2 separate regions of the Homo sapiens genome follow, and region 1 is linked to region 2. The links are chromatin contacts, found by Hi-C in ENCODE. All regions are on one chromosome and are shown on one strand. Each heading gives the region's core, a stretch centred on a gene start or an enhancer-like site at or near the end of the contact. The rest is flanking DNA. Distances are from core to core; before and after follow the strand shown.

Region 1 (4,161 bases), core at 1,646-4,145, 610 kb before region 2:
AGACTGATGGGTGCAGGAGTTGCTGCTCAGTGTGGAGGGAACAGACTGCATTTCAGGGCCCTCTGGGCCCGCCTCCCCACCCCAGCCCTGCAAATGCTATCACCGTCTGCTGCAGAGCCCACCTAACATGCACTTCCCTTCTCACCTGGCTTACTCTCTCCTTGCAGACCCTAAGCCCTGGGGATTCACTGCTCACCAAAGACAAGCCCATTAATATAATTTCCTAGCAAAAGGGAAGTCTTCTGAGAAGAGGACTTCTGTATTCTCCCAACTCAAAGAGCTCAAGTTGCAGCCAATTTTTAAAGTAACTGTTAAGTGCCCTTTACACAGTTGAATGTTGTTGCTGTTCTGCTTTATAAAGCTTGTTAGACTTTGGCATGGTCCACAGCGGAATGTAGTTCCATTCCCTGTGTGCTGTGTTCTGTCCCTGTGCCCAGCCCCCATGGTTTTGGGGGCAGCAGGGAAAGTGATACCAAATCAAGAAGCATTTGCAGCCTGGCTTCCCTAACCCAGCTCCCCTGTCTGGCCCCATCACCCCAATCCAAATAAATTTTGTTCTTTTTCTGTCTCCTCAGTAACAGCAGTTTTCCACAGAGTGCCTCCCTGCCACCATACTTCTCTCAAGGTTTGTACTCTGGGCTTTTGTGACGTGCTTCAGCCATCAAGCCTTTATGACTGGATCCCTAACCTGTCCCAAAAGCTTTCGACAAAGGTTTTATTGTTTCCTAAAAGCATCTGATTTCCTCATTCAACATTTAATTCCGTGTCTGCAGTGTGCCAAGGGCTGTCGGAATGATAGGATAGTACCTAAAACACAACACATACACACACACGTATACATATACATGCCCATACACACATGCACATATACATGCACACACACACATGCATACACATGTACACATATATACATGTGCACACAGGTATACACATATATACACATACACAATACATGCACACACATGCACATGCATACACACATACATACATGGACACACCTACACACACTTCACCAGGAAGCCAGCCCTCATCCCCAATCTTCCTGTGCAGAACTATTCCTCCAGCTCCGGTTTCCCTACGGAATCCTCAGAATCCTGTTTGCCTTTCTCTGCAGTTTTAGATTTCCATGATCAATCTGTCCATGGTTGTGAGTTGGGGAGCATGTTCAAAATACAAACTAAGAGAACTTAACGTCACAGATTCTGATTCAGTAAGTCCGGAGTGAAGTCAGGGACCTGTGTTTTTAATAATACCACCTCTGGACGTCCATGATTAGTATTCGCTTAGAGTGTTCTGCAACTTGAAAGTGCATATAGATCACCTGGGAATTGTGTTAACATGCAGATTCTAATTCAGGAGGTCTGGGGTGAGGCCTGAGTTTCTGAATTTCTAACATATTCCATGCGATGCTGTGACTGCTGGTTCATGAACCACTTTGAAAGGCACTGGGGCAGGACTAATTTGTGCTTTTTATCCTTAAAGACTTGCAAGTGACAGGCACTTGGTAGGCACTTTAAAAATGCTTGTCGAATGAGCATCAAATGACTAGGGAAAGTTACCCAACTCTAGTAAGTAGCATTCCAGGAAACTGGCTTAGCATTGCCAGATTTTCCAATTTTTTTCTCAAGAAAAGTGAAATTATTTAATTTTTAAATGTTGACTTAAATTTTTAAAAAATGCTGTGAAGAATGACAACAGAAAAGCCACTTTTTTTGCAGTCATGTTCCACATGCAGTGTGTGCACGGGCCAGTGTGTGTTCAGTAGAAAACTATGTTAGTAAATGTGAGTTGATAGCCTGAGAATCAACATTTTTTCCAAGAACACATCTAGGGTATTCAGTTGGATGCATCATTCCATAGAGGGGCGAGATCCCACTGCTGACGCCAGTGGCACCCACTAAGTTTTCAATGTTTTCTAAGCATTTGAGGTTATGGTGGTGTCCACGTTCACCACATGGTTTTCACAGTTTCTCGCCCAACCCCTAATTTTCCACAATCCCCAAAATTCTCTGTGTTTTGCAAACACACATTTGTGTTACCTCCTTGCCTCTGTAGCCATCTGAGTCCCAGACACATCACAGCATTATTTTCCAAAGCAAGTTCCACAGATCTCCAGTTTTATGAGTCTGTGATGGGGCTTATTAATGCAAATAGTTAATTATTTTTGGAACATTAGCTTGATCCAAATTGATCTCTTTTCCCCTAAGACTGCCAGGACACCTGGTCCTCGGTCTTCTCTACTGGTTCTACTGGTTGTTCCAACATCAGAAGGATAAAGTTTGTGCTGTGCATTGCCCAAAAACCTGTCATGACTCCCTTGAGAGTCTAGATATTAAGGGTGGTAGGTGACTGCAATAAAAAAGTGTATGTGCTTCTCTGTTGTAACTTAGAACTCTATGATGCTGGCCTGCAGGTGCAGAGGCAGAAAGAGAATCATTTCTTAACTGTAGAATGGCCATGCAATGCGGGCCTTGGTTCTGTTACTCTCCTGTATTGTTAGGTTTCATTCATTCAACAAGCATTATAAAAGTGCAAGTGTTGGACTGCAAAAAAAATGGGGATGGGGAAGATCTGTCTAGGCACTGGGAACTTGGAGAAGGAAGGCACTGGCAGCTCAGGGCCAGCTTGTTTAGAAACAGGGAAGGAGCATCTTAAACAATCCTGTTGATGTGGCTCAGGAGACTTGTTTAAAAACAGGGAAGGACCATCATAAATAATCTTGATGATGCGGCTCAGGAGGCTTTAGCCCTTACAGGTGACTCTCCTCTCCTCAGTGGTGTAACAAGGTAGACGTAGTGACAATCCGTGGTGTAGAACCACCGGAAGTACTTGCTAACATGCAGATTTCTGAGCCCCAGGTGCTCGCAAGTCGCCCAGGGATTCTGACTCATGCACAGTAGCATTTGGTAACCACAGGTTTAAGTTTTGGCTTTGCCACTGATAGCGCATGATTTGCTTAGCCTCTGAGCCTGTATTTCCCCATATGCAAAATGAAGACAATACCTACCTTGTAATGTTGCTGTGAGGATTAAAAAAAATGTACACACGATACCTTACTCAAGATCTGGACAGAGTTGTGCTGAATAAATATTTGTTGAAGGTATGAATGAATGATGGTTAAATAATTAAGAGAACATTTGACTCACAGAATTTTTCTGTTTTTAACCACAGCCTGGCACATAGAAAATACCCTGGGCAACTGCAATAAACACAACTAAACCTTTCCTGAGATTAGGAAACATTCTCCTAAAGTTTCAAGGAACTGTAAATGAGAAAAAAGAGTTTTAGAGAAGATGAGGCACAAGCACTGGGTAATTAATAGTTGCCCAGTAAAAACTTCCTGATCTGTAGTGCCTTCTATGTGAGTTGAACAGTCTACCTGTTTAGTTAGAACAGCGGGTAGCCAACTTTGATTCTAAAAGCTAGCAATATTCTCAAGGTAATTTTGTCTTCTCTTGGGTCACTTACATTTCTTTTTGTGGAAACATTAAGAACATAATTATCTTCATCATTGCATTGTCCCTACATCAGCTGTTGGGAATCCATTCTGCCTATGATGATATTATAAGAATCTATGAAAAATTTGTCTCTTGAGCATTCATTTTGACGTTCACATTCATTAAAACAATTGCGAATTTTTTTATAAAGGGATCTAGTCACTTTATATTATGTAACATGCACATTTAGAAAAATCACTCAAAGTTGAGGTTCTCTTCTCAAAGTTTTACTGGCATGATTACAGAATAATGCCTGAGCAGCCCCCATGGTTTCAAACAGATGAAAATTATTTTTGAAGCCCTTGTTTCTTAAAATGCGAACTATAGGACCAATCGCAAGGGTATTTTTTTGGGGGAGTGGGGGGAATGTGTTTTGTGTTTTGATAGCAGCAAACAATAGCTTACAGTAAATTAACTGTCAGAATTCTATACTTTTGAAGGCCCTAGCAACAGACCACCTATCAGAGCCGAAGGCAGAAACTTCCCCTTGCCACTTCCAAACAAACCTCGGCCCCCATCCCCCGCGGAGGAAGAGGTAAGAGAGCATGTTTTTATTTTTGTTTGTTTGCCTTTTCCCTGGTAAAAGAATCACCAGAAACTCCCATTGAATGTTCTTCTGTACTTTTATCTTCCCTTTGTTTTATTTTATTTATTTGAAAAAAAA
Region 2 (4,382 bases), core at 1,096-3,595:
CACGCCTGTAATCCCAACACTAGGGGAGGCAGGTGGATCACTTGAGGTCAGGAGTTTGAGACCAGCCTGGCCAACATGGTGAAACCCCGACTGTACTAAAAATACAAAAATTAACCAAGTGTGGTGGGGTACACCTGTAGTCCCAGCTACTCGGGGGACTGAGGCAGGAGAATTGCTTGAACCTGGGAGGCAGAGGTTGCAGTCAGCCGAGATTACACCACTGCACTCCAGCCCGGGTGACAGAGCAAGACGCCGGCAAAAAAAAAAAGAAAGAAAAAAAAATCCCTAGCACTTTACTTGTATCAGCCCATTTAATCTTCATAGTAACCTCAAGTTATTACTCTTCCTGTAACATACAAGAAACTCAAAGAGATGTTAAGGAACTTGCTCATAGCCACACAGAAAGTGGCAGAAAGCGGATTCAAACCTAGAGTGGAGTCCAGAGTCCCTGCTTCCTCACCAGGCATCACACTCTATTACACATACACTGGGCTTGTTTATATCCTCGTTACATCCAGCCTCAGTAAGGATGGAGACTGAGCCTATCTTGTTGACCACTGAATTCCTAGCGCCTGGCCCACAGTAGAAGTGCAATCAATGTTTATTGAACTTTTAAGAAATGCTCATTGGACGGAAGGGATGTGAATGAACATGAAGGGCAGCTATGTCCCTTCTTCTGGCTATATTCTTTCTTGCATTTATCAAGATTGCTTCAAAAGACACGTCTTGGCTGCCAATTTTGATTGCAGCCATCGAGTGCCCTGTGACCCTTCAAGATGGATTCGTACCTCATCTGGGGCCCTGCCATCTGCTGACATGTTTGAAAACACAAGCTTCAGCCAACACCAAGTGTTAATAGAGTTTGGACAAGTGGCTGTGTAAGAGGAACAAAAGCAATAATGGAGAAAGAATGTAATTGCCCGAAGCTCACTTTGGAGAGTCTCCACTCCAGGGGGAAATAGAACTAGCAGCAGGTCCACTTTGGTGGATTCAAGTGAAATGCGCTCATCGAAATGCGTAAGCAGTGTGCCTGAAGTCTCTGGACAGGTGTTGACAGCCTCCGCACTGAGGCAGCATCCTGACATTGCATCCACGAGGGTGACTGCGATGACCCAGCAGAAGCCTCTGGCAGCCACCCCAGAGCTCAAACCCGGGCGGGCGCTAGTCAGCAGCAAATGAGGCAGAAGAATTACAGCCAGAGGGAACCTAGAAGGAGGAGGTGTTCCTCCACCCACCAGGAGAGAGCAGAGAGCAGAAGAACAGCTAACCTCTGCCAAACACTTCCTGCATACCAGACACTATTCCAAGGGCTTTACGCACAGCCACCCATTTCATCGTGAATCTGCAGTTCTTGGGGTGGGTGTGATTATTATCGTCTCTGTTTTACAGATGAGGAAACTGAGGTAGTGCAAGATCAAGTAAACATCCTGGGGTGAACACAGCAAAGAAGGGGCCAAGTGAGGATTTCACCCCAGACAGGCTGGCTCCGGAGCACACTCTCTCAGCCATGCACCACACTCACATCGCCTCTCACGAGTGGAGATGCATTTGGTCCCAGCACTGTGCCAGGTGCTTTAGGCCTCTTGCTGGATCATGATAACAACCTTATGGGCTGCATATTGTAGCGCACAGTTTTTAGCGAGCCAGTGACATGCCCAGCCGACAAGACGAAAGTTAGGATTCCAGTGAATTCTCTCAAACAGTGATCTCAACTGGGAGCGAATTTGCCCCACTAGAAGAGACATTTGTTGATGTCTGGAGACATTTTTCTTGTCCCAACCTGGGGGAGGGGAGTCGGGGGTGTCAGTGCTACTAGCCTCTAGTGACTAGAGGCCAGAGATGCTGCTAAACATCCTACAGTGCACAGGACAGCCCCATAACAAAGATTTTCCTGGCCCACAATGTCAATAGTGACAAGGTTGATAAACCCTGCTCTGAAACATCATGCTGGATTTCACTCTCTCCATTCTAGTACTCCTATAGGCACATTCACACACACATTCTCACACACTCTTGCACTCACACATGCACACACACACTACAGAGTTGGAAGAGAGTTTATGGTGAAATCAATCAAATCAGCCCTCCAGCCCCAAATGCAGAGAGCGTCTGGCACTCTGCAGGATCCTGCAGCTAGAAAAGTGGGGTGAAAGGGGGTGGCTCCTGCTCTCCTGAGCTTCTGTGAAATCTAGTCGAAGAGACAAAATAAACACACAAGAAACAAAGAGCTGTCTTCAGAAGTGAAAGGCTAAACTGCAAGTCACAGCAGCTGTGGACTCTCAGAGGGAAAAAGAGGCCCCACTAAGGAAGTGAGACTGGAGGGAGAGGGAGGGGCAGAGACTGGCAAGGGGAAGAACTGGACTGAGAGCCCCCAAGGAGGTGGGGAGAGGGTGTGACAGCAGGGAAGAGAGGGGGGAAACCAGCTTGATGTGTGAGGGATGAATGGCAGGGCCATCTTAATGGAGTCCCAGGGAGAACTGGTGAGCTTGGTAGAGTGACCATCTGCAGGAGTCCACTGTTTGGAGACGAGTTCAAGAGTACTCTATTTATTGCTGTGCTGTGCTCTCACAGGACCTCGCCTCCTGACAGGGAAATGGATGAGGTGGGAAGATAAAGGCAAGATGGGGCAACTCAGTCCATCTGAATCCTATAAGGCCACCAGAAAATTTTAAAACCTCCAACTCTTACCCTTTACCCATCCTCCTCCCCCTCCACTCATCTACCCACCCACCCATCCATGCATCCACTCACCCATCTATCATCCATCTACCCACCCATCCATCTAATCAACAACTATCCATCCACCTATGAATCCACCTCTTCATCCATCCAATCAGCAGCCGCTGAGCACCTGCTCTGTGCTGAAGAAGAACAACAGACATGGCCCTGCCATCATAGAGCTTGCATTCTACAGAGGTGCCCAGATCATTCAACATGAGGCTGCAAGGAAGTATGAAGGGGATGATGGCAGCTCTAGTAACATGAAGCAAAGGGGGCACTGCCCCCAACCTGTCCAATGGGGACATTAGTACTAATAATGGTGCTCTCTGCTGCCTCATACAGAAAGAGAGGTTATGACTGGACTGTAAGCTTCCCGAACTGTTTTATTCATCTCTGGGCCCAAACACCCAGCTAAGGACCATCACTCAGGACAGGCTTACTGAACTTAATTGATCTGAACAGACTGTAAGAATTGTTTTCCGACTCTTGACAAGCTCCTGGCTTCAAGAATTCAAACCTTAGGCAGAATGCTTTGGCTATACCTATTGTATTTGTTTACTAAATAGTTACAGAGTAAAATAAGCACATTTTGCCAGGGACCTTAACTGGCTTCCATGAATGAGTTTTGGCGACATTACAATGCAGAACTGCACATGTGCATATTTTAATGGGAAGAAGTGTGTTTCTAGCGGTCACAGGATTCTCAATGGGACCTATGCTACAATAATGATTAGTTTCTCTGACCTACCACGTTCCTGCTATTGCAGTGATGCTGAATGGACTCAAAGTTAACCCTCCATACAGCTCTGCCCTCCAACAATGTACCAGCTAGTGGGGAAGATGACATGCAGTTACCTAACTAAAAGACAAGGTGAAAAGGGGCAACTTCCATAAAATAGAGGGAATTTTCAGAGAGACCTCAAAGATCTATGCCTCAGTTTCCTCACCTGCAAAATGAAGACAGAAGTTATTTTTCTTAGGGTGTCTGTGAGGGCTAAACATGATGACACAAGGGCTTTGTAAATGTACCATGCTATGGGACTGGTACTCAAACAGATATATAGACCAATGGAACAGAACAGAGACCTCAGAAATAACACCACGCATCTACAACCACCTGATCTTCGACAAACCTGACAAAAAGAAGCAATGGAATAAGGATCTCCTATTTAATAAATGGTGCTGGGAAAACTGGCCAGCCATATGTGGAAAACTGAAACTGGACCCCTTCCTTATATCTTACACGAAAATTAACTCAAGATGGATTACAAACTTAAATGTAAAATCCCAAACCATAAAAACCCTAGAAGAGGCTGGGCGTGGTGGCTCATGCCTGTAATCCCAGCACTTTGGGAGGCTGAGATGGGCGGATCATGAGGTCAGGAGATCGAGACCTTCCTGGCTAACACGGTGAAACCCCGTCTCTACTAAAAATACAAAAAATTAGCCGGGCGTGGTGGTGGGCTCCTGTGTAGTCCCAGCTACTCGGGAGGCTGAGGCAGGAGAATGGCGTGAACCCAGGAGGTGGAGCTTGCAGTGAGCCGAGATTGCTCCGCTGCACTCCAGCCAGGGAGACAGAGTGAGACTCTGTCTCAAAAAAATAAATAAATAAAAATTTAAAACCCTAGAAGAAAACCTAGGCAATACCAATCAGGACATAT

The links. Hi-C counts contacts between places; a loop is a spot of excess contacts on that map. Pooled maps may share reads with other maps.
Region 1: a loop to region 2 is called in a pooled map, with 2.6 times the contacts of the local background. The contact joins two enhancer-like sites. A Hi-C loop is called at or near these places in 4 of 50 pooled maps.

The regions. Positions count from the first base shown.
Region 1 is chr5:170,252,990-170,257,150 of GRCh38, reverse strand. It overlaps LCP2 (lymphocyte cytosolic protein 2), which reads left to right. Exons shown (of 21, transcript NM_005565.5): 17 at 576-625; 18 at 3,938-4,032. Among named protein-coding and RNA genes, the nearest start is that of C5orf58, 22 kb to the right of the region's middle. Within about 2 kb of position 2,895, at least 4 of the 41 ENCODE cell types and tissues checked have a DNase peak (open chromatin) inside an H3K27ac peak, as active enhancers do.
Region 2 is chr5:169,645,699-169,650,080 of GRCh38, reverse strand. The region is part of intron 1 of DOCK2 (dedicator of cytokinesis 2); the gene reads right to left. Among named protein-coding and RNA genes, the nearest start is that of DOCK2, 11 kb to the right of the region's middle. Within about 2 kb of position 2,345, at least 4 of the 41 ENCODE cell types and tissues checked have a DNase peak (open chromatin) inside an H3K27ac peak, as active enhancers do.